5 separate regions of the Mus musculus genome follow, and regions 2, 3, 4 and 5 are each linked to region 1. The links are chromatin loops, found by intact Hi-C in ENCODE. Cell type or tissue: heart. All regions are shown on one strand. Each heading gives the region's core, and the rest is flanking DNA. Links, peaks and the distances in the headings are about the cores only. Region 1 has its middle 36 kb from the start of Zfp202. Region 2 overlaps Gramd1b (GRAM domain containing 1B). Region 3 has its middle 23 kb from the start of Gramd1b. Region 4 overlaps Clmp (CXADR-like membrane protein). Region 5 holds the start of Gm51668 (a long non-coding RNA gene).

Region 1 (6,015 bases), core at 468-5,467:
TCCTAACAGGCACATCTGCATTCAGAGGTACCACATTCTAACTCACCCATTATGTAATCCTTAAATATTGAAGTCTGCCCTGTTACTTCTCATAATGTAGTTGACAGTGGGATTGTTAAATATTGAGTTTGTCCTATTATTTCTCAGGGTACAAGTGTCCAGCGGCCCTGCAGCACGTAGGGGACGAGACACAGATACTTTGCCCTTGCTTGTAGACTCTTTCCTCAGGAAACATCTTGGTCCACCCCTTGGCTCTTACCCATACTTGCTTGCCAGTTCCTCCCTATTCTCAATTCATTCTCCACTTCGCCCAAGAAGCAACCTTCCATGTCCCCTCCACACTCATCCATCACAGCCCTGAGCACATCATAATCGTGTTCCTTTTCTCAAATAAAGAAAGCAACTCACTGTCATTCATTTTTCCAGTAGCCAGCCCAATTTTGGTTCATGTTAGAAAAGCTTCCGTGTTCATCAAATAGTAATTTCATGTCTAAAAAAAAAAAATCTCCAGGAGTCTATGTGATTATCAATCGATGGCTACAGGCACTCTTTGTAATATAGTATAATGCAAGATAGAAAGAAAACGCCTCTTACTCGCCAGTTTAATGGAACATTTGGGAGAGGACAAGGAACTATTTCCTGTGACCAGTCATCACATGAGCTTCTCAAGAGAGAGAGAGAAATGCAAATGGACTGGAAAGACGGATCCATGGTTAAGGATGCTTGATGCTCTTCCAGGGATCCTGTGTCTGTTTGGTTCCCAGTAGACATATCAGGTGGCTCACTCGCAACTCCAGCTGCAGGGAATCGGACGCTGTCTGCAGCTCCACCGGTACTAGCGCATGACCATGATACACATAAATTTATACACATGCACACACGCACTGAGAGGTCCAAATACCCTGGCTTTGAAAATCTTCAGTTTCCCAGGAAAATGAACAAGATTCCTCAGGGGAACTATGAACATTGGGCCATTAATCAATGACACTGGGAAAGGAAGGATAAGTCCAGAAGTGAGTCAGTTCCTGCAACACCTAGCCGAAGAGGATAATGAGGTTAGAACCGAGTCGGTTCTTGAAATTATTCAAAGCCTCACCAAAAATAATAAAACTAACATAGCAACCAATCAAAATGTTACTAATTACAATGCTGCGCTTCTAGCCAATGGTGTTAGAGGTTATCTAACCCTTCTAGAAAATTCCCCTAGCCCTGCCAACTCCTCTGGTCACTGACATTGTGGTGAATGGTTGACCCCTGCAGGCTGGTTGTTTCTAAAGAGTAAACGTCTTTGCTTTGCATATTATTTGAGTCTGGGGAGTCTGAGTCTCAGCCCCTAACAGCACGTGCACATTTAAAAAGCAAATCTTTGAGAGAGAAGGGTACAAAGGAGAAAGTAAAACAATTGAGACATTGGCCCCAACACCGACAACAAATCTAGCTTACCACCACATTCTGCTTTCACCCCCACCCAAATCCAAGGCCAAGTTCTTACTACTTTGGTGTAGAAAACTTTCAGAATACATCTAATCCTGACAGATAAAAGGGATTCGGGTATGACTACCAGTACCCCAGTCATAACAGATCTAAGGCACCTCCCATTGTTCTCTGTCAGAAGGGAACTGTCCCTAACTGTGACCACTGACATCAAGGCCACACCCTTATATCTTATAACCTGGACAGAGAAGTCATCCATGGAGGAAGGCACGCATGATGTCTCTAGACCTCATCAATCCACTGTTGCCTTTCATCCTAATGGTGGGCTGATGAGTGACTTAGGAGGGAGAAAGAACTGAGATGATCAGTGAAGTCTGGCACCCCCTCCCACCTTTGTCTAGGACCCCCTCATCTATCTGTAACCAGAGGTGACTCTGGGTCTCCCAACAGTCGTTGGAGGTGGAGACTCTGAGCAGCCAAACTAAGGAAAGAGATGTTGGGTAGGTCAAGCTGTTCAGGGATACAGTTCTCATGTCTGGAGGGCCTTGTAGTAAAGTGGCTGTTTTCTGAGTAACCCTCCACCCATCTTCCTGTTAGTAAAGTGGACATTGGCACAATCATTACTTTAATCCATTGTGGACTCCCTCCCTTTCTGAGATGAGTAGGCCCACACGTTGTATCTCCCCAGGGAAAGACTGTCACACAGCAAGCTCAGGCTGCAGGGATTTATAGTCAGGCAAAACTACAAAAAAGTCCTGAATTTGGCGCAAACAAATCTAATTTTAATGTAGGTTTCCTTGGAGCAGCCAGGGTTTAAAGCATACACCTTTGGGTTTTACCGTATGCTGCAGTGTCTGGCACACGGCAAATGCACAGCAGTGTGTGTTCGATCACGGACTGATGAATGAATTGGTGAACACTGGCTTTTTCAGGCCTTTTTCCTATAATATTCCATTTTTTTAGCCTCTGAGAATGTCAAATATTTTTGAATATATCTCAGAGTATGTTCAGCACCTGCCACACAGTTAGAACACAATGACCACTGATTGACCGCTTTTCCTGAGTATATACCGCCCAGCATCTTAAACTGTCATCAGCTGCTCAAGTAGTGAAAGTCACACAAACCTAAACCTCAAGTGTTTTCAACAAAATGAAAATAAGTATATAATTTTAAAGAAAAAAATAAGTATGTGGAAGAAATACGCAATGTATTTTTTTTATGTCACGTATAAAAGAAAGCTCAAAACAAGGCATAGGGGTTCCTGCCTGTTACTCCAACACTCAGAGGACAAAGGGAGGAGGATTGCTGTGAATCCAAGACAGGAACTAACTAGTGAATCCTTGGGCAGCCTGGGCTACAGGGTGAGACCCTGTCTCAAAACACACACATACACACACACACACACAGAGACAGAGACAGAGAGAAATAGAGAGAGACAGAGACAGAGAAAAGGAAAGAGGCAGGGAGAATTTAAGAATGAGCTCAAGGGCTGGGCAGTGGTGGCGCACGCCTTTAATCCCAGCACTTGGGAGGCAGAGGCAGGCGGATTTCTGAGTTCGATGCCAGCCTGGTCTACACAGTGAGCTCCAGGACAGCCAGGACTACACAGAGAAACCCTGTCTCAAAAAACAAAACAAAACAAAACAAAACAAAACAAAACAAAATGAGCTCAAGGAATAAGTAAGCCAACTGACTTTGCATCCTCCTGCTCATTCACTCTGGACACAAGGTGGCGACATTTCATCATCATGGAGTGAGTCCTAAACACCTGTTCTTTTTATTCAGCAAGTGTACAGTGGGAAGCATAAGCTATGCACTAGGAAATTAATGAATAGTGCATAGCTCTTGGGTATAAAGGAGCTTATTATCTATGAGGTTGGAGAGCTATATTGATAATGTAAAAGTACAATAATGACATAAAAATATAACATCTTCTGGGAGCAACGCTCCAAACAAGACAGGTCGCACATGAGGACATGCAAATGGGTACAAAGCACAAGGGAGGCGGGAGCACCGTTATCAGCAGGAAACTTTAAACCATCAGGTCCGTGAGAGTCTACCATGCACCCCAACAGAATAACTCCACTGAGAAGGGCTCAGAACCCCAGAGATGGTAGGTCTGGGGAGCAACTGGGCTCTCTCCCACTCCTGGGGAGGGGCAACTGAAGCCAACATTTGAAGAGTTCTTTATAGTTGTTGCTAAAAGCATGTTACAGATACTTCTGAGTGCTGGTCAGAAGAAATAAAATGATTATATGCACCCATGGAAAATTACATATACTAGCAAAATACTGAAAACAGTCAACTCTCCATCAATAATATAAGTATGTGAAAAATTAGAATCATAATCTGTAGCCCAGGCTAGCCTCAAATTCATGATCCTTTGTTGTGCCTCAGCAGCAGCCTGCGGCAGGGGTGTGTGGGGGGGGATTATAGTTACGTGCACTCTCTCCATGTTAGGTTCCTTTTTTCTTAAGGAGACAGACACCACAATGAGATTATAGGAAGTTCAAAGACAGTTATTTTAGGAACGGAGCTGTTTGAATAGGATAAGTGGCATAGGAGACACTGGTTGATGACCAAGCGTCCTGTGCCCTCAGCCCCAGGCTGTAGCACCACAGAGAAGGATGAGGTGAGTGGGCAGGGGAGGCAGCCACGGGGGCTGACATTTGCCATGTTGAACCAGCACAAAGGAGAGCAAATTGGGTAGCTGAGAACTGCCAGTCAATCAAAGTCAACCTTGTTTGAACAGAAAGAAAACAGCATTGGGAAACCGCCCAATTTAAACCAAGGGATCGTTTCAAGGCTTGAAATTAGACATGAAAAAGAAAAGCATGGTTTCAGCAAAGCCCAATTAAAGCATGAAAAATCCAATTTGGATCGAATTGGCAGGCCTGTCTCAGCACTGGGGCAAGATACTTATCTGGTCCAGGCGCCACCACCCAGAGACATCCATCTCCCCCTATCTGCCTCTCCTTCTCCAGCAAACACACTCCCTGGCCTTCCCTACAACACGTATGGTCCTAGCCCGCTTGCCAATCTTTTATTCCATCCATCCGTTGTCTAATGTGCTGATTCCTTTTATCTTGACACCTGCCCTGGTCCAGTCTTGTCTTGCAGTTGGATGAGTGATTACAGCAGCTGCAACAACTTTCAGGAATCTGCTGGCTTCAAACATCTGAAATTTCCTTTCTCATTGTTCTGGAGACTCGGTGCTCCAAACTAGTTTCACTGAAGTCCAGGAGTTGGCCCAGCCTCACTCTGGGGAACTGGAAGAAAATCCATTCCTAGCTCCTTCAAGGTTGGGGAACACCTGATACCCTAGACTTGTCCCTTAACCGCTACTTGTATAAGCTTGTTTGCTATGAGTCATCTCCCTTTCCCTCTGTCTCAGGAGACCTTGGTGGCATTTAGGAACCACCTGGATAACCCCTGGTAATCTGGGTAAAATACTTAATAACCTAAATTACCATATAAGGCAGAATCCACTTTTTTCCCGCATATGGCAATGTTCACTATTTCTAGGGATTGTTTGGTTCATTGGCGAGCCCATCGACCCGTCTGTCAAGTTTTCATACCCCAGAACTAAACAAACCCTGTTGGTAGAGTGGTGGCTGAGCTGGTGGTAGCTAGCGCTCAGAGGTAAAAGCACATATGTACACATGCAGGGGCCCAGGCCCAACTCCTAACTTCTCTCTTTCTCCTGTCAAGTCTTCTAGCAAACATCACTGGTCGCATTTTTGCCAATCCCCACATTCTATGACTGTTGGAATGCCTATCTACCACCTAGTCCAAGGCAGACTAACTCTTAAAGTTTAACAAGGCTTCTAACTGGTTCCTCTGCCTCCTTCCAATTGATATGACTGGGGAGAGCATCTAAACACCACTCTCGGGTGGTCACCTCCCTGCCAATTATCCAGTGGCTTCCCATCACATTTAAGACGAAGATCTCCTGTGTCTTCCTTGTTCTTCTGTGCTTTGCTCCCCATCCTCCAGTCATGCTAGCTGCCTACTGCTCACTCGGTTCCATGCTCCTGTCTCACAACCTGGCACCTTCTCTTCTCTCTCCAGGACTCACTTCCCCAGACGTTTCCTCAGGTTGTCCTTTGATCTCAAAGTCCCTGTATAGCTGTCACTTACTCAAAGAGACCTCTTTCTGATACCTGCTTTTAAAACGTCTTGCCGGGCAGTCATGGCCCATGCCTTTAATCCCAGAACTTGGGAGGCAGAGGGAGGCGGATTTCTGAGTTCGAGGCCAGCCTGGTCTACAGAGTAACTTCCAGGATAGCCAGGGCTACACAGAGAAACCCTGTCTCAAAACAAAAACAAACAAACGAACAAACAAACAAACAAAAACGTCATCTTGCCACACGTTAATACCCAACACTGAGTTGTGTATTGTATGTCCAAATGACTTTTTCCACACTATAATATTCATTTTCTGAGAACAGGACCAATAACATTCTGTTCAACACTGGACAGAGCAGGAACATGCTAAACACTGTTGAGTGGATAAATGAATGAGTGAGTGAGTGAGTGACAGATCCTAGAGTGTGGGCGGTAAGGATTTGAAAGCAAAG
Region 2 (6,015 bases), core at 658-5,657, 160 kb after region 1:
CAGGCATGATGGTTCATGCCTTTAATCCTAGCAATGGATAAACTGAGGCAGGGAGATTATTTTGAATTTAAGGCTAGTCTGAGTTTCAGGATATCCTGGGCTAACCTATGAAACCCTGCCTCAAAAGAACAGTTTATTGATATGTAAATATAATATAAAAATCTGGAGCAAAATAAGGAAACTCTCCTGTCTGTCTACCAGGGAGTGGGAGGGTCTTGCTCCTAAGCAGGTCTGATGATAGCTTAGAGTTCTTATCCCCAGCATTTTTGACTATCTCAGTATCTTATGAGGCTCTCAGAACATTTCTATTCTGTGCTTGTATTTCTCATTTTGTCTTTGGCCTTGACTTCTTTTCTTTTTTTAAAGATTTATTTATTATTATATGTGAGTACACTGTAGCTGTCTTCAGACACTCCAGAAGAGGGAGTCAGATCTCGTTACGGATGGTTGTGAGCCACCATGTGGTTGCTGGGATTTGAACTCTGGACCTTCGGAAGAGCAGTCGGGTGCTCTTACCCACTGAGCCATCTCACCAGCCCTTGGCCTTGACTTCTACCCACTAGCTAAATCCCAAGCACGGAGACACCTGCTTGCAGTCTCCCTCTGCTGTTGAGAAGGTCTCCATGAGCAGCTGCCATCAGTGACCATCCACCCAAACCCAGCAATGTCCTTGAATCTCCAAGGCAGCTCTATGGTGTGGATGTCCTTATTGACAAAGAAACAGACCAGCAGAGGCCAAGGTAACTCACTCAAGCTCACAGAGAGAGAGGATGGGCATGCTAGAATCTGAACTCAGAATCGTGTACCTCCAGTCACAGCTATCCCATTGCCCACCGTCTCACTTTCCTGACCACCTCCTTCCCAGCCTGCCCAATCAGAAAGTACTTCTGTGTTCCCCAGGGGTAGCCATTCCTCTTCTGGCCCTCATTGCCTTGTTTTTTGTTTTGTTTAGGTTTTGGTTTTGTTTATTGTTGTTGCTGTTGTTTCAGCTTTTACAACAGGGTTTCTCTATTATGTAGGTCTGGCTGTTCTGGAATTCTCTGTATAGACCAGACCAGCCTCAAACTCACAGAGATCCACCTGCCTCTGCTTCCCCAAGTACTGAGGTTGAAAGCGTGCACCAATATGCCCAGCTGACTGTCATTATCTTGAGCTGCCATAACCTGTTTGCTTACCTGACTTCCCCCAAAGCTGGTGAGCGCCCACCCACATGGCACGTGCTATTCTTCTCTGAGCCCCCATACCTGGCTCTGCTGCCCCATCAATGGCATTTACTACACCTCCACTGAACGAAGGATTCATAAATGCTTCTAGTGTCTGTTCTCAAGAGATCAAAAACTGTCTGAATGCAAGCTATCCTTCATATACCTTCGCAGATTAAAACCTGAGATACCTCAATCTTAAACTGGAACCTTGAAGAAACAAAACGGGCAGTGTCGTGAAAATAGAATCTCAGAATCCAGACTCCCGGAAGTGAAGCCACGCCTCCAAGCCCTCCTCCAGGAAATGAATGGAATCAGATAAGGATGCTGTCATCAGGACTGACCACACCTCCTCAAAAAAGGCTATTTCTTTCTGTAGCAACATAGTTCAGTGTGTTAGGGCTGGGGGAATATGTGAAAACAGCAACTCAGAAATAAAGCAGGGCGGGCTAAGGTAAGAGGGGGCATTTACATGTATTTAGACCTGTGAATCACAATATGAATTTTTACTCAGCTATTCGCGGGCTTTTTACATTCTCATGGGTCCAGGGCATCCAGCCATAACATAGTCTCTTTGAATCTGGGCTTCGGGCTTTCTACCTGGCCTATACAACCAACCTCTTTATGAAAGCATCTTGAATCAGCTCAAGATGCCTCAGCTTCGAGTTATAAGCTTTCTGCAGAACTGATGGAAACCACAGGTGACATCGTCATCAAACCACTCTGTGTCAAGTTCTGCCTAAGAGTGCAGGAGGTTCATGGGCCTTGGACTATAAAGCCAATTCATGGCTTGGTGATTCACGAGCCAAGATGGAAGATGCCTGAGATAACTGTTCAAAGAGCTTGGATCGGAGAGGGTTAAAGAAGTCCTAGGATTGAATACTCTCAGTTCCAGCAACTTTGTGGTCCAGAACCTGAGAGCAAACGCTAACCTCAGGAATGATCCAACTGGAGTTCTGCTTCTACAGCAGTGACCGGAGATGACCTGAGACCTAGCCTAAGGTATAGAATGGCCTAAGGAGAACAGGGCTGTGTAGGCTTCCACCCCCACATGCAAATACAGACACAACATGACCACATCTCTCCGAACTCACTCCAGAACTCCCCAGTGCCCCCAAGGCCACGCCTTGCCTAGACTTTACCCTACTATCATGCCATAAAGCTGGCAGGTGGGTGACAAACCACTTACAGGTTCAAGAGCTAGATCACTGGCTCAGCATCACCCAAGTCAGGGACAGCAGCATCCCAACCAGACAGCACACTGCATACAGCAAACACTTTTGGATCCAAACACAGCCCAGATGCCTGCCCCCATAACAGCCAATGCACAGCACCCTGCGGCATCCCATATATTGGTTGGTTATTTAAGTATTCGTGAAAGTACGAAGGCAGGGACGCAGTCCTGGGTAATCTGTTCTCATTTGAGTTCTTTCCCTTGCTCTTCCTCAAGTGTGCGTCAGATCTCATCTGATGTAAACCACAGATAAATGTCATTCTCCCCTTCGTATAGGCTAAAAGGTGAAAGCTCAGAGAGGTTAAGTAACTTCCTTCCGATCACACAGCACAGAGGAATGGAAGAATCACTCAAGTCGATGATTCCAAGAGAACCTGCCCAGACAGTTCTGCTTGCATCAGCCTGGCTGATTGGGCCTCCTTTCTCACACTCTCTTCCATTCACATCACAGGGAACCCAACCTGCTCCAGAAGTCTGAGCCTCTTCGAGTCTTCCACCTCTGTGAGAATGGAGACTCGGCCATCTGGCCAAACAGCAAGGCCCCCAGTAAAGGCCAAACTACAGGTGTCTCCTTGTACACAGGACAGGGGTTGGGGAGGAGCTGTTGAGACTTGCCTCCTCCAGTTACTACCAATGGCTCAGGCTCCTTGTTTGGAAAAATACACAGAAAAGCAAAATTCTAATTGCCAGCAGCGTCCAGAATAAGAACAGTATTCAACATCGCCCTCTAGTGTGTCCAAGGCCATAGGTACAGCACCCAGCCACCTTTACTCCTCAGAGACTCAAACCGGCCAGACATTGGAGCTCCTAGGAGCTCGGGGAGGGACATCGCCTGTCACTCAGGCACCAAGGCCTCACCAGCTCCAAGGCCAATGTCGGCTGCAGGATGAGCTGTCTCCACTCCTAAGGCTGCTCAGTCCACAACCTCCCACCTAGCCGGTACACAGCAGCAAGGGAAAGAACACAGAAGTTGAGAGACAGCGTTAGGATGAGCCCATGGAGCAGGAGAATCGGGAAGAGGCAGAGGAGGAAGACAGAGAACAGGGGAGCCAAAAGCAGGTAGGATGAAGATAAACAGAAAGCTGAGCAATAGCTAAAGAAAAAGACAGAAATGGAAAGTGAGTCCAGGCAAATGCCCTCGGCGTGACCACGTTCCTATTCTCCTCCAGCCACAGGCTCAGATATGCGGATAAGAGGTGGCCGGTGTGCTGTGTAGCACAAGACACACCCTCCCATCTCCTGAGGTCATTTCCCTCTCCTGACACAGCCCTGACTGCTCCTGAGTGCTGGGCTGAGGGAGAGGAGGGGAGAAAAAGTGAACCAAAGGCGGAACTCGCAGAGCGAAACCACTTACGCACAGTGCGGCCGGCAGCATTTCCATCCTACCTTTGCCGTCGCCACGTCGGCCGGATCCATGACCCCGGCTTGGCCTGGGGAGCAGAGCACCATCCAGGGAGAAAAGGCAGAGTCACAAATGTCCACCCAGAAAGAGGACACCACCCCCTCTGGAAGGAAGGCCAGGAGAATGAGACCTGCTTCCACTCTCCAGAGGGGTCCCCTGGTACCTCCTCAGTTGGTAATGGAGGAAAACATCCGGGGGTTCCCAGCCAGTTAGGGAAGCGGGCGGTCAATATCCCCACAAATACCCATGAGGCCCAGTCAGTCCATCTCCCCTCCCCTCGTACTTGGTCTCAGAAGGGCAGTGTGGGTCTCCCCAGGCTCCCCCTGCTGGGGGGAGAGGATGCAGAGTGGATGCCCTGCCCCATCACTGCCCCATCACTGCCCCATCACTGGTAGGTACCCAGAGATGAGGACAAGGCGCACATGTGGACAGAGGCTGCTGGAAGGTGCTGAACCAGTGCTGGGTCACAAGGCAAGGCGAAGGTTTGGGTTGGAGGGGGCAGGTGTTAAGGTGCAGGCACTCAGATGGAAGCAGGGGTAGGTTCTGTGCGAGGAGGAGCTGGAGGCACCGCGCTGAGTGGCACAGCAAAGTGGAGAAGGCGAAGGGAAAGGGACTCCCCGTAAAGCCACTCACCTTGCAATAACATTCAGACTGACTGAGGCCTACACAGAAGCCAGGGGCGGGCCGTTCCCACACCCCCAACTCCACTCCCAGAGACTCACAGCCTCTGTCTAAAGGTGCATGAGAGAGCAGCAGGCAGCCAAGCTGGATCCGCAAAGGCCCCTAGCTCCGTTGGAGCAGCCTGATTGGCGGAGCAGGATGACTTCATCCAGCCCCATTCATCACTCTAGGTTTTCTGCCCGGCAGGGACAGTCAGCTCAGCTTGCAGCAACTACAGCTTCCTCTCTGGCCCTTAAAGCAGGCAGCTTGGGAGAGCCTCTATCCGTCAGAGGGCCACTGAGAGAAGGGAACTGGCCAGAGTACTCTCGGTCTCACGGAAAAGCAGAGCAGACCGCTCGCACTGCTAAGAAAGGAAAAAATAAAAAAAGCGCACTCAAAGCACCATGCCAGTATTCACTGTAAGCATCCTGTGTGCCGGAGCGGGCACCGATGGAAGACAGCAACACTCCTAAGAGAACACTCGGCAGAAGCTATAAGCTGCACTTCCCCCACAGAAAGTGAGGTGTGGCAAAACAGATCCAAGCCCTCAAGCATGCCTCATATCCTCCTCCGTGGTCATCTCCTCCCCATGAGTGAGGCCCACTTGGCCTGGTAAGGACAAGGCTTCCCTTGTGTCCAGCATTTTAAGCCCATAGAGAGTGATCAAAAAAATGGCAGCTTACAGATCCACTTTACAACTTACGGATCTAAGTCACAGAAGAAAAAAAAGAAAAAAATTAGGTCAGTGCAAGCCTGTCAGCCTCTAAAAGTCATTTCCACTCAGGCTTCTACTATATAAATCTACCAGGAAATCTGTTATCGGGCCAGGGAGATGGCTCAGTGACTACGGCCTTTGTTGCTAAACCTGAAGAACTGGGTTCAGTCCCCGGGACACACATGATGGAGCAAACTGACTTCTGATGGAGCAAGTTGTCTTCTGACTTCGACAATGAGCGCTGTGCTATGTGTGGGCAGGCACACACACACAAATAAATAAATGTCATTTTTAAGATACAATTACAACAACAACAACAACAAAACCCTATGATTCTTGGAGAAATGTCTTCAGTTCCAAACTCCTCCCTTCTTCCTGAGACCCTGCTCAAAATCCAGCCCCCAGACCATTTGTCCTTCCCCTCCCTCATTTCTCCTCATCCATATTACCTTACTCAGTTCAAGCCCAACCTCATAGCCTAACACAAAAACGTATGGCACCAGCATACACCAAAAACATCAGTAGACAAGGCAAATATGGCTGGCTGCAGACAGATCTGCTGCTTCTACCTGAAGGTGTGGTCATGCCTCCCCAATATTACCTGCACAATCAGGGAGATGGTGTCTATATGCTGGAGGAAATCTAACCCTATAAGGTCCTTGCTTAGCCCAGCCTGCTCAGGTGACAAACCTTCCTGACCCAGACTCACCATCAAGGGACACTTCTAAGTGTTCATATCCTTGCAATGGCATCCTGGCCTGCAGGTCCCTTAATGTCTTCTCTTCTGTCCCCTCCCCTGCAG
Region 3 (6,015 bases), core at 486-5,485, 250 kb after region 1:
AACCGCCTGCCTCTGCCTCCCGAGTGCTGGGATTAAAGGCATGCGCCACCGTACCCGGCAAGTGGAACACTTCTATACACTGTTATTTATAACTGTGATAGACTCTTATGAGCAGAAAAGTTAAGTCTTGCCTGTAAGCCACTCAGTAACCAAGGAGAAGAACAAGGACCTCGCTCACATATGACGTCTAAGGACACACTCTCTATTCTCGTTCTGGCACCACAGCCTCCTTAAACATAGAGTATGAGCTGTCTACGGACCAGTTCTCTATTCTTGTTCTGGCACCGCAGCCTCCTTCATCATAGACTGTTATTTCACTTTGCCAGCATCTTCTCCTAGATCTTCTTTGCCCTTCCTCAATTCCAGTTAAGCATGAGCTGTTCTGACTTTGAAGAAGAGGAGTAGCAGGTATTCTGATGTAGGTCACAACTGCCATGATCCAGTGACTCTGGCAATAGCAGCAGGCTGGCCTTGGGCCTGCTGCTCACCTAGTATCTTGTCATCATTCCCAGGTGGAACACTGGTGGGAAATCTGGGAACAGCTGATTTTATGCTAAATGATTTGATTCTGCAATGTCTCTCTGGGTTCTGGGTGGCTGGACTACTTCTCCCTCTTTCTCTTTCTCCTTCTCTTCCTCCTCCTCCTCCTTCCCCTTCCTCTTCCCCCTTTTCCCCTTCCCCTTCTCCTTCTTCTTCCTCTTCTTCTCCTTCTTCCTCTTCTTCTCTTTCTTCCTCCTCTTCTCTTTCTTCCTCCTCTTCTCTTTCCTCCTCCTCTTCTCTTTCCTCCTCCTCCTCCTCTCCCTCTTCTTCTATCCTACCTAACATGGTTACTTCTCAATATCACCTTCATTTCTTTCTCCCCACTTCTATCCATAAAGACTTCCCACCTCACCCACAACCTTATTCTGCTTCTATGAGTTCCTTTTTCCTTATTCCCAAACCTTCCAGGTCTGGTCTCTGACTTCATGATCTTTTTGGCTATTATCTCCCAGCGCTGCTTCAGATCAGACAAGTTTGGCAGAGTCCAGCGGGAAGGCTGTGGGTGGTGAGGGTAAACTCTTTCTAAACTGTATCTTTCGATAGTAATTCTTAGCTACTTAAATGTATGCAAACCACTCAACACCTTTTGGAGAGAACACCAGAAACTTGTTAAAGACAAGAGCAAAAAGACATGGGTCTGTTTGCCGTGTCTGTCTATCTGTCTATTTTTATGGTGCTGGGAATTGAATTCAAAGACCTTCACGTGCTAAAGAGCCAAATACTGTATCAGGTTCATTCCCGGGTGCTCACAGCTTCCATTGTTGGAGCTCATGGATGTTCCCACCAAACACAAGCTGTGTTAAATGACACCCTTCTGGGCTCTGGGAGTGCAAAGAAGAGGGTTCCCACAGGCTGCTCTTTCCTTAGAAAGCAGTGAGATACAAGACATTCTTTCACACACTCAGCTACTCTGTGGATTCGATTCAGAAGCCCCTAATTTTATTGCCAAATCTGCAGCATCATAATCAGCAGCCTGTGGAACAGACAGCTTCTTTTCCCCTTTGGGTTTGACTGGGTCATTGACTTTAGACACAACAGAGCCTTAGAACTTCTTCTCAGTCTTGCTTATTGGCCTTGATCTTCAGAATAAACACTGGATGCTACTGCTTTCCATCTCCTACATGGCTCACATAGTGGCCAGGGGACTCAAGGTCGGCACAGCTCTTTTAGCTACCAAAGCCTTGGCCTTGGCTTTGGAGGAGTAGGAGGGTCCTTGTTCACCTCAGGTGCCATCTTGTTGAAAAGTACAATACTACAATACTGATTTTAGCTTAGCCTAGACCTCAGTCTACACAACTGATGATAGCTTCCATAGAAGCAAACGACTACTTGTAAAGACACCACACAGTGCTAGCAAAATCCCAATTGTTTTCTGCACTGTTTTAATGTCTCATACTATTATTATTCCTGGTGTTCTGGGGGCGATACAGTCTTAATATCAAAGAGACACTGGGAAAACTTGGGATTACAATGGTGAACCCATTCCTCTAAGCTGATCTAATAGAACAGAGACTCCTGGCTCAGAATTCCACAGGAGGCTACAGCTTCAGTCCCTGCCACTTTTCCAAAGCTTATCTGCAGTCGAACTAAATTTAGGCTCACAAAGAGACCACCATACCAACGGAAGAGTCTTAACAAGGCAATTCTTACTCCTGATAAAGAGGGTGTATTCCTGAAGAGCAAGCACAAGCTGCCATATCTATACGGTGGAATCCATGAAGTCATACCATGTGACAGGTCTCACGTGAGAGGTTTATTCTGGGAAGGGGCAAAGGGAACAGAGGCTGCTTCTGGGTGGAGAAAATGGGGAGGGAAGGAGGTGAAATAGGGTGAGGGGCTTCTATTAGGGGATGTAGGGGATGCTTGTGCATACGCAGGGGGAGGCCATGTGACATGAGGCAACAGCAGAAACGTGTCACCTCTACAGCTAGTATGATGTGCCCCGCAGTTGCTGGGCCCCTTGAGTTTGCTGTGGAACTGTCTGACAGCTAACACAAACCACCTAAGACAGGACATGCACTTGGTTTTGAATTCTAAGGAAGATGAGGACTGTGTCTTTTTCCCATTGGCTGGAGCACAAATTCGCAATCTCATTAGATTGGCTAAGATGAGAAGAATTGGCAGTGGAGGAAAAGAAAAATGACTCACGGCTCCAAGGAGAAAAAGCTTCCAGCCATCAAATTCCTAGAACAGTGTAGAGGGCTTTTGAGTAAACAAAGCTTTCACTGGGTGGGGCAGACTAAAACCTTTTCAAGGCTTACAAGGTGGAGGAAACAAAAGGTTTTAATTCTTTGTCCTAAATACAAGTTTTAATGGTATTTGGTAGGAAAAACTCATGTGTGATATTTCTTACAGCAGCAACACCAAAGGCCACCTCCTCAAATCCCATCCACATATCTCCACATATCACATATCATCCACATATCTCCACAATGCCTCCCCTGAACTGGTCAAGATAGCAACCTTGACTCCCAGACTTTGCACCTCAGGAAACGCATTCATGGTTCAGAATTGTGTGGGGATAACCTTAGGGGATAACAAGCCATTTGTCTGTTGAAGAACCAAGACTCGGAGTCTCCAGAAGGTGACGGTTCTGCTTTGTGGAAGGCTCTGTTCCCAGAGACCAGTCCAACCTTGATGTACCCATGTCCCTTGAACATGCATTAAATACAGCAACATACCTGCATGTCTAATTTCGAAAGCTGAGAAGGAGGTGCTAGGGTCAGCTTACTTATTTCCCTGTCGTTCTGGGAGCTCTGGTCTAACCCAACATGTGTGCAAAAGACTGTAAACCAGTCAGTCATATTGACAACTGCCCAGATGTGACAGAAAGGGTCTGATACCTGGTGGTGTAGAAGATGGGTTCTTACTGCCCTCTGCTGGCCAGGATGACCCCAGATGTCTCTGCACCCACGGTTCTTCCAGAGTTCAGCTTGGGCGCCTCAGAACCAAATGCAGATCTCACAGACCATACTCTTTTCCAGACATCACTCCTGGGTCTGCAGGCCAGGAAAATGTCACCCTAGTCATAAAATTCCCAGAGGGTGTTTGTCTGACAGTAGATTAGTATGTCAAGAAGCTAAAAAAGACTTTTAAAGTGAGCGTGGATAGCTTTCCAGTGACAGATCTATATGTTCAATAGCTTCAGGAGATGGAGGGAGACACTATTTAAAGAAAATAATAATGGAATGTTTATATGTCCAATGGCTTGGGATTTTCAGGTCAGGTCACGTACAGAGCACAAAAGACCCCCTGAAGTGTCACATTGTCGGCTCTCTATGGATATATCTACACTGGATGGAGTTGAAAAGATCAGGACACAAACTAGTAAGTTAAAAAAAAAACTATAACGCTCCTCTTGTGTGCGTAGGATTATTCTTGATATGTTGGGAGAAGGAGGGACATTACAACAGGAAGCTTCAAGGTAGAGACACCACAAGTTTTATCCCATAGTTGACTCCCTAGCATCAGGACCAGTGTCTGCCATATCAGTATATACTCAATGAATGAATGAGCTGAGGTTTAAGGAGAACATACTTTTATGAGAAATATTAGTGTATTTCTATAGCATGATGATATATGGTGTTTACTCTGGAGAGAGGTCATCTCTTCCATTGACAACCCTATGAGGGAGGTCGAATTCTTACTCACCTTAAACGTTATGGAGCCGAGGGCCTAGAAGGAGCTTATTAACTCATTGTTCTGGTTCTCTTCATTCACCCCACATACAGGAAAATAAGGCTCAGTCAGAGAGATTAAGGTCCCAGTTACACAACAGCACAGACCACAGGACGTCCAAATCTTTATCCCTACTACTTTATTTTTATTACATCTATTTCTGCATGTGTGCTTTTGTGTGTCTAGGTCAGACCGAACTCATGTGTTCAAACTTGATGACAAGCCTTTGCCTGCTGGATCGTCTCATCATGTGTACCCCTAAGACTTTCTGCAGAGCAACATTATTTAGTTTTTTGACTGTGAACCTCGATCTAAAACACAATACAACCACTGTACATCCTGATGCTAACCCCCCCCCCCCACACACACAATGCCCAAAGAATCTAGTGAAACACTCATTTTCCCATGTAATCCATCCTGGCCTGTTGTGTATTCTATTATTTTGTTTCTATGATATTCTAATCACAATGTGGTAAATAGATTTTGCAATCACAAATTTAAAAAAAAAACTACACTATAGTTTCTTGCATATAATACAGTCTATACCTGTACAAAAGAGTCTTCCAGACTCCTCTGACAATGAGGAAGGACTTGGGTGATCAGCCTCTTGAGGAGTCTTAGCACAAAAATACTGGTGTAAGCAATACCTACTGCTATAAAGTTTCATTTCACTCCTAAGAGTCCTATCCACACAGCCATCCTTACTGCTCCAGAGAGTAACCACAACAGTGTGCTTCAAACATAGACCAGAGTCACCATCCCTGTCCTTGGGGCTCTGAATCCAGTTGGTTCTTATCTCCCGCTGGCCTTTCTCCATCCGATCAAAAACTTTTGTGGGGAGGAGAGAAGGGATAGCTGCAAGAAGAGCAGAGGGGACAGGAAGAGAAGGGGGTGGGTCCAAGGCCATCTGTCTGTCATGAGAGTGAATTTCCACTATTATCTTTTACCCTGACTTCTGTTAAATTCTGCCCCCTCCCCCACGTTAATGCAGTGGAGAGGGGTTTCTTGGCTAGGGCTCTTCTAGATGAACGGCTGGAGCTTTCAAACTGGAGTTGAGTTCCTACTGTCCTGCTGAGATCAGGGCAGAACTTGGCAGGAGGGGATATTGTGGTGGCCAGAGTCTAACAACACAGCAACAAAGGCACATCTCCCCTTCCTCCCCAATACCAAGCAAAGCATCCACATTGCCAGCTCCACGTTGGAGCAGTCCAAATGGATGCCTCCCCATCCCTCACCAATGAGTCTAGCCAGGCTGCAAGGCAGGGAAGTGAAGACAAAGAGCTGGGACTGGGGAGGGAGGATGAACAATGACTTGGAGATTGGCTGCTCTTTGTCTCAAGAACAATTTTTGGTTCTGAATCTCCGGTTCTGTTCCTGAAAGAGTCGAGTGCACGCAGAAGACAGGAGAGCCCCCAGCTAACTCAATCTCTACTACCAACGTACCCTGTGATCCCCTGTGATCGTGGCTTAGTGAATTAACTCTGTGACTCTCATTGTGGTGTGGTTTGGGGGTCTGTTACTTAGCTTCTTTGGCTCTAAGTTATTGTACTTTGGGATGAGATGGAAGCCTAGATTTTCAGCACTCAAGAAGCTGGGAAGACATACTGAGTCTGAGGTCGGCATTGGCTCCAAAGCAAAACTATCAAAAATGAAACACATTAAAAAAAATTTTTTTAAATCAACTGAAAAAAAATGGTTGTTTTCTTGTACTGACTACATACTTGGGCCATAGTAGTTGAGAAAAAGCATCTGCTTTGAAAGGTATTCTAACGAAGTAACTATAGACCATCACCGTTT
Region 4 (6,015 bases), core at 700-5,699, 530 kb after region 1:
TATCTATGCCAAGTTATTTCACCAATCAGGATTTAGGGATAGGGGATTTCCTAAGGAACTTGTCTTAGTTGTATGTTTATCCTGTTTCCATTGGTTGGGTATTGAACTGTGGCAGGGGACTTGCCTTGTCTAATATTCATGTCCTAACTTGACATGAATCAAGGGCGGGGCTTGCCTTGTCTAACATTCATATTTTAACTTGTCTACCAGGATGGGACTTGTCTAACATTCATGTAATTAACTTGCCAACCAGGATGGCAGTTACCCACATACATGTCTCTTTCTGCCAAGTAGGATGTCAGTTCCCAGGGAAGTCTTGAGAATTTAAACTTTACTCGACCACTACTCAAAATGAAAATCTTACTCCAAATAATTTCTTAAATTAGTGCAGGTGTCTCTCTTATATTGGGGTCCATCCTAGGGGCAGCTTATATCATAAAAGCTTATACACAGCTGCAGGAAGAGCTGTTGGGGAGTTGGTTCAGGTCCAAGCTTATTACAGGTAACGATACAAAACAGTTCTACTGTCTTCTATCAGGATCGGTTTCCAAGGGCTCAGAACGTAACAGAATATGTACTCAATCTTGGCATTAGAGGGTTTCTTAGTAACAGCAGAAACATATGAGAAAATTTCCTTATAAAGGCAGGCTAGCCAGGTAACAGTTACCCAGGCCTTAACATTTTATCTAGGCCATAACATTCCACCTAAGACCTAATATTTTACCTAAATCCTAATACTTAGGGCTAGGGATGTAGTTCCGTGGTTAAGTATTTGCCCAACATGTACAAGGCCCAGGGCTTTGAGCCTCAGCCCTACAGTAACAAATCACAGAGGAAAAACCTATCCCCAAAGCCAGGTGTGGTGGCGCACGCCCTTAATCCCAGCACTTGGGAGGCAGAGGCAGGCGGATTTCTGAGTCCGAGGCCAGCCTGCTCTACAAAGTGAGTTCCAGGACAGCCAGGGCTACACAGAGAAACCTTGTCTTGAAAAACCAAAACCAAAAACAAAAAACAAAACAAAACAACAACAACAATAACAAAAACCTATCCCCATTATTGTTTCCGTCAATACTGGGCTCTCATTACTCATATTCTATTATTCCCCTCTCCCTCTCCTCCTTTCCTCTTTTTGTCCCCTTCACCATCTTCCTGTCACCTTCTCCTTATCCCCAACCCCTCCTTTCTTTTCTTCTTCCTATCGTTTACTTAAAACCCAGCCTAGGGTGTGGAGCTAAATCCCTGCGACCCATCTCCTGACTAAAGCCTAGTCCTTGTGGCCACCCCACTATTTCAGAGACTCCTGGAACAAATGTCCTCTCAGGGGGACACCATCCCAGTTTCCAGATGTTTGAAATTCCGCTGGCCTCATTCCTTTAGCTTTTGGCTTTGTCTAAATACCAAATATGTTTGCATTAAAGAAGTCGCTGAAATAGGTCTGGTCTGGTGGTTAGCAACACATAGCCTATGTAGTTTTTTTCTCTCCTCTGAAGACCTTCATATGGAGATCCCGGAATGGGCTGGGTCCAAGGCTTAGAAGGAAACATATGCTGGGTAGAAAAGGAACCTCACTAGCTGTCAGTGAAGCTGGCAAGAGAGGCCACGTTCTCCCTCAGCTCCAGGTGCTCCCCCAGCTCCAGGTGCTCCCCCAGCTCCAGATGCTCCCCCAGCTCCAGGTGCTCCCCCAGCTCCAGGTGCTCCCCCAGCTCCAGGTGTTCCCCCAGCTCCAGATGCTCCCCCAGCTCCAGGTGCTCCCCCAGCTCCAGATGCTCCCCCAGCTCCAGGTGCTCCCCCAGCTCCAGATGCTCCCTCCACCTGGTGTGTTCTCCCTTCCCTCCAATCTGCAGCCACAGCATGCCTGACTCCCCAGAACACCTCACAATCCTGGTTTGCCTCCTTGTGCCTGTTTCTCTTTGTCTTTTACAACACAGTGTGACTGTCGTTAATAATAACCACCGTTTGTTGAGTGGGTGCCTTGTTAGATCTTTTACCCAGGCCATGTACAATCCTTCCAACAACCTTTCTTCGTTTTACAGAGAAGAAAAGGCGTGTTGGGAGTGGGGGTAGTGGTGCATGTCTTTAATCCCAGCACTCAGGAGGCAGAGACAGGCGGATCTCAGAGTCCGAGATCCTTGGTCTTCAAAGCAAGTTCCAGGACAGGCAGAACTTCACAGAGAAACCCTGTCTACAAATAAACAAACAAAAAACAAAAACAAGCAGAGAAGAAAAGGCTGAGAGAGGTCAGGAGACTGTCTAAATCCGGGTCCATGGTGCCTCATGAAATGTATACAGTGTTCCAGAAAGTGTGAATGCCTCACTCATGCATACACATACACCCCCACACCCCACAGGACTCTACAACTTGGCTTGAGTCACTGTGTGTCTTAATTTTTTTAAAGATTTATTTATTATGTATACATGTATGCCTGCAAGCCAGAAGAGGGGACCTGACCCCATTACAGATAGTTGTGAGCGACCATGTGGTTGTTGGGATTTGAACTCAGAGCCATCTCACCAGCCCGTGTCTTAATTCTTGATCTATACAATGAAATACGGCTTTTCCCTTTGTTTTTGTTCATTCTCTGTGTTTTGCTTTTAGACAGGATAAGTCAGTGTAGCCCAGGCTAACTTTGAAGTCACAGTATTCACAGCTTTTTCCCTGCTTCAGGCTTGCAAATATCCGAATGACTTTACTTTCTAATACCTTACTTTCTTACGTATATCCGATGCATCCATTCTCCTGAGGCTTACTGGAGCATTCTGGGTAAAGCAAAATATGGGGAAACTCCTCCCACTCAAGGTTAGTGAATACTAAATGTCCCCTAACCATTGAAAAATGTTCTCACTCAATGGAAGAAAGGGAGGCTACATCTGTGTCGCCCACTAGAGGGCACTGTACTGTATACTGCACAATGTGAAAGACCAGACTTTCGATCCCTGCCATGGGATGCTCTAACTTTGTAAACTCTGATCTACACAGGCTGGTAAATTACTTGGATGATAACTCCTACACCAAGAGCTGCGGCCTTGCCTAGAGCCTGCTTTGACTATACATTCAGGGGTCATTTCCTTAGTTCATTACTCGGAGCTTGGGAACATGTAGGGAGCCTGTACTCATGGGGTAACCTTTCAGGAAGAGCAAACATGGGTGACTAGGGACAAGTTGTCCGCCTTGGGCATTCAATGAGCTTTGGGAAAGTAGTAAAGTCTTATTTAGGAAGAAGAGAGGTTAGAGGTTGTTCTTTGGTCACGGCCCAGCCCACTATCCCTTATGAGAGGGGCGGGGGATATGAATATGTTTTTTGTTAAAACTCCTTCTTGCCTGGTCTTTTTGAAAAAAAGTCTGGAATGATCAAAGGAGTCCAATGAGACCCAAGGTTTTAGAGCGCAAAATCTTAAGCTAATCTTAAGCAGCAAGTACACGAAGAATTAGTCCCACCTTACCATGGAGGAGCACGGAGGGAGCGGTTTCCAGGGCAGCTGACCCCAGGCCGGGGGATGGGGGTGGGGGAGTGGCTGTTGATAACGCTAAGGCTGAGAGGTTCCCACTAGCACCTTGTTAAGTGTCTGAGTTGCCCGTGAAATCCCCACTAGGGAAAGCCCAAGGCTTCCAGGAAGGCGTTTTGCATATACACAAGAAGCCTCTTTCCAAACCCCGCTTCCTATCGATAAATACTGCAGCAAAAATTTCAAAAATTCTTCCCTTCCCTGAACCCCTGCGACTCACTAGCTTGGCCAGGCTGTGATCTCCTCCTAAGTTATACCGACTGTAAGGGTTTCTTCGCCCTAAGGTTGATCCCTGTTGCCCAGGAAATCCTATGCTAGCAGCCAGAGGGTGGCTGGACCTGCCCATTCCCTCTCACCCACCAGATGGCAGGCACATGCTAAGCAGTTCCCACAAACACTACCGAGGGCCCTGCCAGCTCAAACTGTAGATTCAACATATGGTAAAAATTATTTCTTAAGATGACCAAAAAAAAAAAAAATCCCAGAAATCTGGTAGCATCTTGGAGTTGGGGGGAGGGGGGAGGATGGTGGGGAGGAGGTGGGGGGGGGTCGGGAGGAGGGAGGACGGGGACTTAAGGTTCAAGAAAATAGGCAGATCCGTAGGCTCTGGTTGACACTCCCTGCCTCGCTGAAGTCGTTTGTATTCACGAAGGCACCCTCCTGGCGCTGCTGTATTTAATTCTGGATGTGTTATAAATAGAAGCTAGAGAGCGCAGTGTACACCGCCCACCACCTTGTTCCGGCCCTCTGGGGACATCGTCCAAATCTGGGCCTTTGTTTCCCTCTAGTGGCCTCCCTCAGCAAGTCTCACAGCAGAGCCTTTGCATTTGTTTATTCTGCATATAGCAAGGGCCTCCTGGATGCACGAGGGTGGTGTACAGTTCTTGAGCTTTGCACGAAGCTAAGACAACTCTGCGGGTTTCAGCGGCGAATGAAAGCTAGCGCATCCTCGGCCAAGCCCAACACAGTACAGTGCAGTCAGTTTCTCCGCTTTCCTGAGGGCTGCCATGTGGGCTGAAGGAGAACCGGCAATGTTATAGAGCATTTCCACTCTAAATGATTTAACCGGACCTCATCTCACGATGTTCCTCCCCTGTGCCAAGGTTCACTCAACAGTAAAATAGGTCTAAATGCTGACTGGCTATCTGCTATGTATTCAGACTCACAAAAGCAAAAACCAAAAGCAAAACTATGTTAGTTTACAGGAAATCTTCTCACATAGGCAGTAAAAGTATGATTTTGAAAGTATGATTTTGGGCTGGAGAGATGACTCAGCAGTTAAGAGCACTGACTGCTCTTCTGGAGGTCCTGAGTTCAATTCCCAGCAACCACATGGTGACTCACAACCATCTGTAATGGGATTGGATGCCTTCTTCTGGTGTGTCTGAAGACAGCTACAGTGTACTTAGATATAATAAATCTTTTTTTAAAAGTTATTTCTATATTGGTTGCACCACATAAGCTCGGCACATACACATTTGTTCAAATATAAGTGTAACACGTGTGTTGCATTTCACAGCCTTGCACTTTGCACCACATTTGTTCTAAAAGAACTTGACATCTGGGGTACACGTGATAAGAGAGGCAAGAATCCTGGTTTGGAAGAACAGCCAGTGCTCTTAACTGCTGAACCAACTCTCTGACCCCATCTTTTTTTTTTTTTTTTAAGATTTATTTATTATTATATATAAGTACACTGTAGCTGTCTTCAGATGCACCAGAAGAGGGCATCAGGTCTCATTATGGGTGGTTGTGAGCCACCATGTGGTTGCTGGGATTTGAACTCAGGACCGTCAGAAGAGCAGTCAGTGCTCTTACCCACTGAGTCATCTCACCAGCCCCTGACCCCATCTTTTTAATTTTTTTTTTTTTTTTACCCCGGGTGGCCCCAAACTTTTGATTCTCCTACCTTAGACTCCAAGTGATGGGATTAGGGGCACATGGACGTTAGAGTTGACCTTTGTTTTCTCTATTTTAAAGACAGGGTCTGACTGTCATGCTCAAGTTCAAGTGACCATCTAGGCTCAGCCTCCCAAGTAGCTGGGCTTATAGATGTGTTCCAGCATGACCAGCAAGGCACTCAGCGATACCAGCAGTTTCCTTTCTTTTAGAACCTTGAAGTGCTACCCTCTCCTAGACAGATGATTTCCATACAACATTTCTAATATTTACCAAGCCCTTGGAAGACTGTCCTGAACCCTGTAATTAGATGCCCATGAACTTCTCTAGATTTACATAATTCTCCTAGCATGAATAATTTCCCTTTATAGTACAATGGTGTTTGTCATGTTTTCATTCTCCGAAATGCACGCCGCTAGAAAGCGGAAAATCATTCTGTGGTTAGAGCAGCTCATTTGAAAATAAGAAGGCTCTCCTGAGCGTCAGGGCCTTTGAAACTTTGTAACTTCAGGCACTAGAGCTGCCTGTGTTGATGCAGAGATTCCGTGAGTGCCATCCTTCCAGAAGCTGCTGCTAGTAGACAGATGAAAGACATGGTTGTGACTGGGCAGT
Region 5 (6,015 bases), core at 668-5,667, 190 kb after region 1:
TCTGCTCAGTTTCATGTAGATCACAATCAAGGCCACCGCCTTCAAAGACCATCTGTAGGGTAGCTCTGTAATCCTAGCACTTGAGATTTGGGCAGCAGGGTCAGTTATTGGCCTTTATGTGGCTGACAAGTAAAAAAAAAAAAAACCTCCAGGCTCTTTTTCATAGGAAATCATGTCAAGTTAGTCAATATTAGACTTACAAAATAATTTTGTTTGTCTTTTTCAAAACAGGATCTCCATACATGACTTGGGCAGGCCCAAAGCTCTGTAGACCAGACTGGATTTACACTTCCAGGGATCGTCCTAGCCTTGACTCCAGAGCGCTGGGTGAGAGACATAAGCTGCCAATCTCTACCCCACCCTCCCACCAAAATGTATCTTGAGGTGGCCCAATGGCTTACCAGGTAAAGGAGCTTGCCACCAAACCTGAGAAACCAAATTCAATCTCCAAGACTCACAGGGTGAAAGAAAACAGACTGCTGAAAATGGTCCTCTAATCTCCACATGCATCCACACATACAAACACACACACACACATATATACCCCCCATTCACACACATGCATACATTAAATGTAATCTAAAATATCTTTTAAGTAAATGATCTCTTCTAATATGCAATTGATTTTCTCCTTTAGAACATGTATCTCGAGCCAGGCACAGTAGCAGACCCCTATAGTCCTAGGCCTGGAGGAAAGCGAGGGAGGAGGACCTAAAGTTCAGTCCAGGCTAAAGCTACATAACAAGAGGCTGACCCAAAAGTAACAAAACCCAGAGCCCCTGTGGCTTTCTTTTAATTCCCCATCTGCTGCCCTGCTCTCTCCGGCTATAATTCCAAATGTGTGTTCTGCGTGCTAGAGGCACAAGATCAAGGTTCAACCCAGCAGGTCAAATCTTCTTTCCTTGATTTATAGAAAGAACAATCTTAATTCACAACCAGAAACCCTTCTGTTTATACTCACAGCACTAATGAAACTGATCCTGGCTGGTCTTCATATCCCTAGTGCAGAACCAGCCACTCTCCCATCCTCAGCCCAGCATTTAGGAGCCTCCATATTCCCCATGTAGCCTCTCTATCACCACATCCACCTCTTATCCAGTAACCCCCGACACACACAATCTGCTCCACTCCAAACGATCTGGCCTTCAGGGACCAGAAGTGCCCATCCCAGGACACACAGACTGCTCCAAAACAAAAAAGAAACAAAATTTCTTTTCCCTACTTGAGTCATGCTACATTCAACCTTTAAAGAATGGTACACACATTTAATCCCAGAATTTGGAAGGCAGAGACAGGCAGCCTCTGTCAGTTCAAGGCCAGCCTGGTTTACAAAGCCAGTTCCCGACGGTCAGGGCTACATAGAGAAACGCGCTCTCTCTCAAAACAAAAACAAAAACAGAAAAACAAAAATAGTAAAAAGCATGACTCAACTCCTAACCTGCCCAGAGCCTTTGGTCTGCAGTTGGCTTCTTCCCTTGAAGAGACAGCCCCATGCCCTCAGCATCTGCAATAGTGTTGTTCCCTCTGGGTTCCTGGGCAACAGCTTCTCTTTCCAGTCATTTTCCAAGGACAAAGGCCAGATGCCTCCTCTTTCCCTTCCCGGAGCGCTCGCTCGCATACAGCAGAAGCAGCAGAAGCCCATTCTCAGCCATTTCCCCACTCCTCCCACGAAACTCCCGTTTCTTCAAACTCACCTTTCGTCGCGCACTCGAGGACTCAGGAACCTGCTCGAATCATCGTCGTGGCTGCTCTGTTGGCTGCTTTGCTGGCTGCTGAGGAAAAGACACAGAACGTGGACGTTATAACCTCTCCAGCTTTCTCATCTCTTGGGAGAGGTCGTGCAGACTTCAGCTACACAAAGAAATGGGGTTACAAAACCAAGAGAAAACAGAACGTTCCAGTGGAAGCAGGGGTGCTAAGCTGAAAAAAGACACTAACCGTCTGACAGTCACTCTCATGATGTCCAAGGCATCTATCTCTGCTGCTGTCTAGACTGCAGAAGGAAGGGCCTAACCTACTTCCTGGATCACCAAGCATGTATACCGAGGTAGGCAAGCACTGACAGCTTCCAACTTTGCTACTTAAGCAATCTGACAGGACAGTGATCCATTTTTCTTCAACTCACCCAAGCCCCCAAGGATGTGGTGCAGTAGGAAAGGGAGGGGCTTGTAAAGTAAGAGGGAGGGAGATTGCCCCACCTACTAGGACTCTGCCCCGAGGGAGGGCTAAGAGGGAGGGAGGGATCAAGAAAGCCCCTCCTCTCCCTATTCTGAGGGCTGGATGAATTACAGAGTTCAAAAGCAGAGCTCTAAAGCTGGATGTAATGGTGCACACCTTTAATCCCCGCACTTGGGAGGCAGAGGCAGGCGGATCTCTGTGAGGTTGAAGCCTGGTTGGTCTACCAAGCCAGTTCCAAGACAGCCAGAGCTACAGAGAGAAACTGTCTTAAAAAAAAAAAAAGCAGGATTTTATGCAACATGGTAATATATATTTAAAACATCTTGTAACATTACTTTGCTCCAGTGTTGCTGACCCGTGAAATTTCATATTGGGGTCATCTGATCGACTCTTATCAAGCGCCATGGGGGTCGGGGCAGGGGCACTGGAGGAGAAATTCCAAGTCTCACAGCTCCAAAGTCAATCCTCAAGATAGATATGCCAATGTGCGCCATGGAAAGTACTTGGCAGGAAAAGCAGATGATGGGTGTCGAAAGATCAGGGTTCTTAAAATTTTTTAATAGTCAATGGATTCAACTAACCCAAAAGATCAAGGATGTTCCTACTCACCACACCCTTCTTCTAGCATCCAAAGCTTAAGGCAAAGCTAATTCAAGGAGATCCCATACTTAAGCAATAGGGCCGCACTCCTTTGATCCCAGTACTCACTAGGGAGACTGCTGTGGAAAGTTTCCCTAATTGATAAGATAATAAAGACAACAAGAAACCAATCACTGGACGGGGAGGAGGCGGGACTTCCGGGTCCGGAAAGGAAGAGGGAACTCAGAGGAAAGGACCTGCCCTCTCGGACAGCAGGAGCAAGGCACGTAGGCTGGGGGCTGTTAGTTCGAGTGGCGGATCCACCAGGACCTAACTTAGGGAAAATTACGATGCTAGTTTCTGCACCCAGGGATTGTGTTACCTATCGATTCTAAACTAAGATTGTGTGATGCTTTCCTTCTTGCTGCGATTCAACTGGGCAGAGCATGGGTTTGCGAGAAGTGCATCCCAGCTATTTGTGGAAATTTGGGAGTGCGAAGCGGGTTTGGTGGCAGCCAGCTGCGGGGAGGAGAGAACTGTTTCTGGGCTCTGGAGAGGCAGAGCCAACTTTGGTGGGACAGGCTTTGGCAAAGGGAAGAAATGCAGTCTCAACCTGTATGCCAGGCTGGGAACAGACTGAGACCGCCAGCGGGTGCCTAGCCGGCAATAGCGTGAATTTTTTTCCCCACGCTAAAGGAGGCAGAAGCAGTCGGATATCTATGAGTTTGAGGTTACAGTGATCTTTACAAAGTGAGTTCCAGCATGGCCAGAACTACACAGAAATCCTGTCTCAGAAAAAGGTGGGGAGGGAGAGAAAAAGAACCGGAGAGAGGGGGACTTGACCTGATATTAGCAAGTTACTCCACTAGATGGCACTGTTGTTTCCCAAATCATAACCAAACTAGCGCCTCAGTCACCAGAATGAGTTGATTTTTGAGTGCCCCCTTCTGGTCTTTCCATGGTTTGGAAAATTCTACTAACAGGAAGTAAAAATAACTGGTCACCTTCAAAGTGTGTCGTGGTTCCAAGTAACGGATAAATACTAAGTAGGGGCCAACCAGATGCATCAGAGGGTGGAAGACACTTGCCTCCAAGCCCTGAGACCCGCACCTGAGTTCAATCCCCAGAACTCATACTGTGGAAAGAAATAAACATCTATCGAAATCTGTCCTCTGGCACTCGTGAGACACACACACACACATTTTTAAGAAAAGAAAAAAAAAAAAGCCTGCACACATTCAACAAAGCCAACAGGGGGCAGTATCGAGGCGGTGGCTGAGTCTAGAACATGAGGCCTAGGCCGCATAGCATGATCCTGTAATAGGAAGGGGCAACATGCCCAGTATACTCTCCTATGGGTTGAATTGGTACCTCGCTTTTTTTTAATCCTCTCGTATATTACATCCTGACCGAAGTTTCCCCTCCCTCCTCTCCTCCAGACCCTCCCTGCCACCTCCCCTCTCCCCGTAATCCACTCCTCCTCCATTTCCCTTCAGAAAAAGGCAGACCTCCCAGGGATCACGCATCACATCTTACTTGTATGACTCTTATTGCCAGAGGAATAGCTACTAACGGGACATTACGTGTACTTCTTCCCACACAAAGCCATAGTAAGGTTTATAAGAACAAATATATAAAAAGCTCAGATAGCAGTGTTTAGTACACACATTAGCCACTGTGCAGTGCTGGATGGCACACCATGGAAGACACATCATTCTGCAGAGGACGACGCATAGGCAGAAGATGTAAACCAGACATGGATCCTATATTCAAGAGTGAGAAATGATGACTTTCACAAAACATGATGCGGTGCTTCGAGAACAGAAAACAGAAGTTCACTTCTTTCTGGAGCCAGTAAAAGAGCAGAGTCTCAACCGCAAGCTTTTTGCATTGAAATTTAAAATTGGAGGCAGCCAAGCAGGGAGACAGGACATACCTGTCACCCCAGTAGTCGGACGCAGAGGCAGGACAGTTCAAAGCTAGCTGCGTCTGATACCCGTGTCCACTAGGTGGCTCACACTGTAATCCCAGTACTGGGAAAGCAGGAATAGAGAGATCTCTGGGGCTCACTGGCCAGCTAGCCTAGAGGACTTGGCTAGTGAGAGACCCTGTCTCAAAAACATGGGAGACAGCACCTGAAGAATGAATCCTGAGGTTGACATACAGCTTCCACAGGCACACACTCAGACATACACATACATACTCAGACACACTAATGCACGCACACACACACTATCTTAGTTAGGGTTTTACTGCTGTGAACAGACACCATGACCAAGGCAACTCTTATAAGGACAACATTTAATTGGGGCTGGCTTACAGGTTCAGAGGTTCAGTCTATTATCATCAAGGTGGAAGCAGGGCAGCATCCAGGCAGGCATGGTGCAGGAGGAGCTGAGAGGTCTACCTCTTCATCTGGAGGCTGCTAGCAGAATACTGGCTTCCACGCAGCAAGGATGAGGGTCTTAAAGCCCATACCCACAGTGACACACTTCCTCCAACAAAGCCACACCTACTCCAACAGCGCCATACCTTCCAATAGTGCCACTCCCTGGGCCAAGCATATTCAAACCACCACACACTAATACACAACGCTCTCATATATGCATACATTCAAACACTTAGACATACACACATACATACACTAACATACACACACACACTCACACAGAATTCTTGAATATACCTGAGGGAACCAGCAGACTCCCAGTGCTGTTCCCCATGTGCCTAGTACTGCAGAGGTGTGTCCCAGATAGTCCCATTAACACAACCCTGGGGGGAAGGGCTGGGGGGAAATGCACAGTAATTCACGAAGCATGCTCCAGAAGGCAGGCCATGGTGGGGAAACTCTGAAATGCATGCTGGACAGAGTCCCTTGAGTCCACTGAACTACCATCTTCCTCCCCACCCCAAGGACCAGACACACAGGTAGAAAACACCGGCCAACCTCATAAGCCATAAGAAGATGCACTTGTTCCATCTGATGGAGATGGAACCTGGTATCCTTTCAATATTTTATTTAGTTTAATGTCTTCTTTTATTTTTGCAGCTCTGGGGATGGAGCCCGGGGTCTTTCCTGTGTTGGAAAGTCCTCTCCCACTGAGGCCTGGGCCTTCTTTTATCTTGAGACAGCACCAGTAAGTTTCCTAGATTGACCTTGAACTCATCACCCCTTGGGCTTGAACTTCCAGGCTTCCAGCTTCCCAGTAGCACATGGGACCCCAGGCACATGTGGCCACTGTGCCCAGCCCCTTTCCT

What was found. Peaks named below come from ENCODE experiments on the same cell type or tissue, not always from the same donor. Only the 100,000 strongest peaks of a DNase experiment are listed, where the experiment ranks them.
Region 2: a loop joins it to region 1, with 5 times the contacts of the local background. A loop is called at or near these places in 11 of 42 quality-filtered maps.
Region 3: a loop joins it to region 1, with 4 times the contacts of the local background. A loop is called at or near these places in 5 of 42 quality-filtered maps.
Region 4: a loop joins it to region 1, with 3 times the contacts of the local background. A loop is called at or near these places in 3 of 42 quality-filtered maps.
Region 5: it touches region 1 in a loop (6-fold over the local background); 4 of 42 quality-filtered maps call a loop at or near these places.

The regions. Positions count from the first base shown.
Region 1 is chr9:40,225,113-40,231,127 of GRCm38, forward strand. No RefSeq gene overlaps it. Among named protein-coding and RNA genes, the nearest start is that of Zfp202, 36 kb to the left of the region's middle. In heart, for the core only: a CTCF peak has its summit at 3,169 (motif pointing right); no DNase peak of the experiment used is centred there; H3K27me3 peaks cover 327 bases.
Region 2 is chr9:40,387,858-40,393,872 of GRCm38, forward strand. All of the region lies in intron 2 of Gramd1b (GRAM domain containing 1B), which reads right to left. Among named protein-coding and RNA genes, the nearest start is that of Gm51668, 26 kb to the right of the region's middle. In heart, for the core only: a CTCF peak has its summit at 3,166 (motif pointing left); no DNase peak of the experiment used is centred there; H3K4me3 peaks cover 1,351 bases; H3K27ac peaks cover 1,055 bases.
Region 3 is chr9:40,476,115-40,482,129 of GRCm38, forward strand. It overlaps a transcript of Gramd1b not described here. Among named protein-coding and RNA genes, the nearest start is that of Gramd1b, 23 kb to the left of the region's middle. In heart, for the core only: a CTCF peak has its summit at 3,424 (motif pointing left); a DNase peak (open chromatin) is centred at 3,417; H3K27ac peaks cover 2,643 bases.
Region 4 is chr9:40,753,652-40,759,666 of GRCm38, forward strand. All of the region lies in intron 1 of Clmp (CXADR-like membrane protein), which reads left to right. Among named protein-coding and RNA genes, the nearest start is that of Hspa8, 45 kb to the right of the region's middle. In heart, for the core only: CTCF peaks have their summits at 2,882 (motif pointing right), 3,830 (motif pointing right) and 4,292 (motif pointing left); DNase peaks (open chromatin) are centred at 2,910, 3,540, 3,850 and 4,240; H3K4me3 peaks cover 1,710 bases; H3K27ac peaks cover 1,753 bases.
Region 5 is chr9:40,411,603-40,417,617 of GRCm38, forward strand. Gramd1b (GRAM domain containing 1B) reads right to left here. Exons shown (of 20, transcript NM_172768.2): 2 at 1,695-1,772. Gm51668 (a long non-coding RNA gene) reads left to right here and starts at 5,378. Exons shown (of 3, transcript XR_003948127.1): 1 at 5,378-5,894. In heart, for the core only: CTCF peaks have their summits at 3,663 (motif pointing left), 3,863 and 4,756 (motif pointing right); DNase peaks (open chromatin) are centred at 2,969 and 3,649; H3K4me3 peaks cover 1,383 bases; H3K27ac peaks cover 1,639 bases.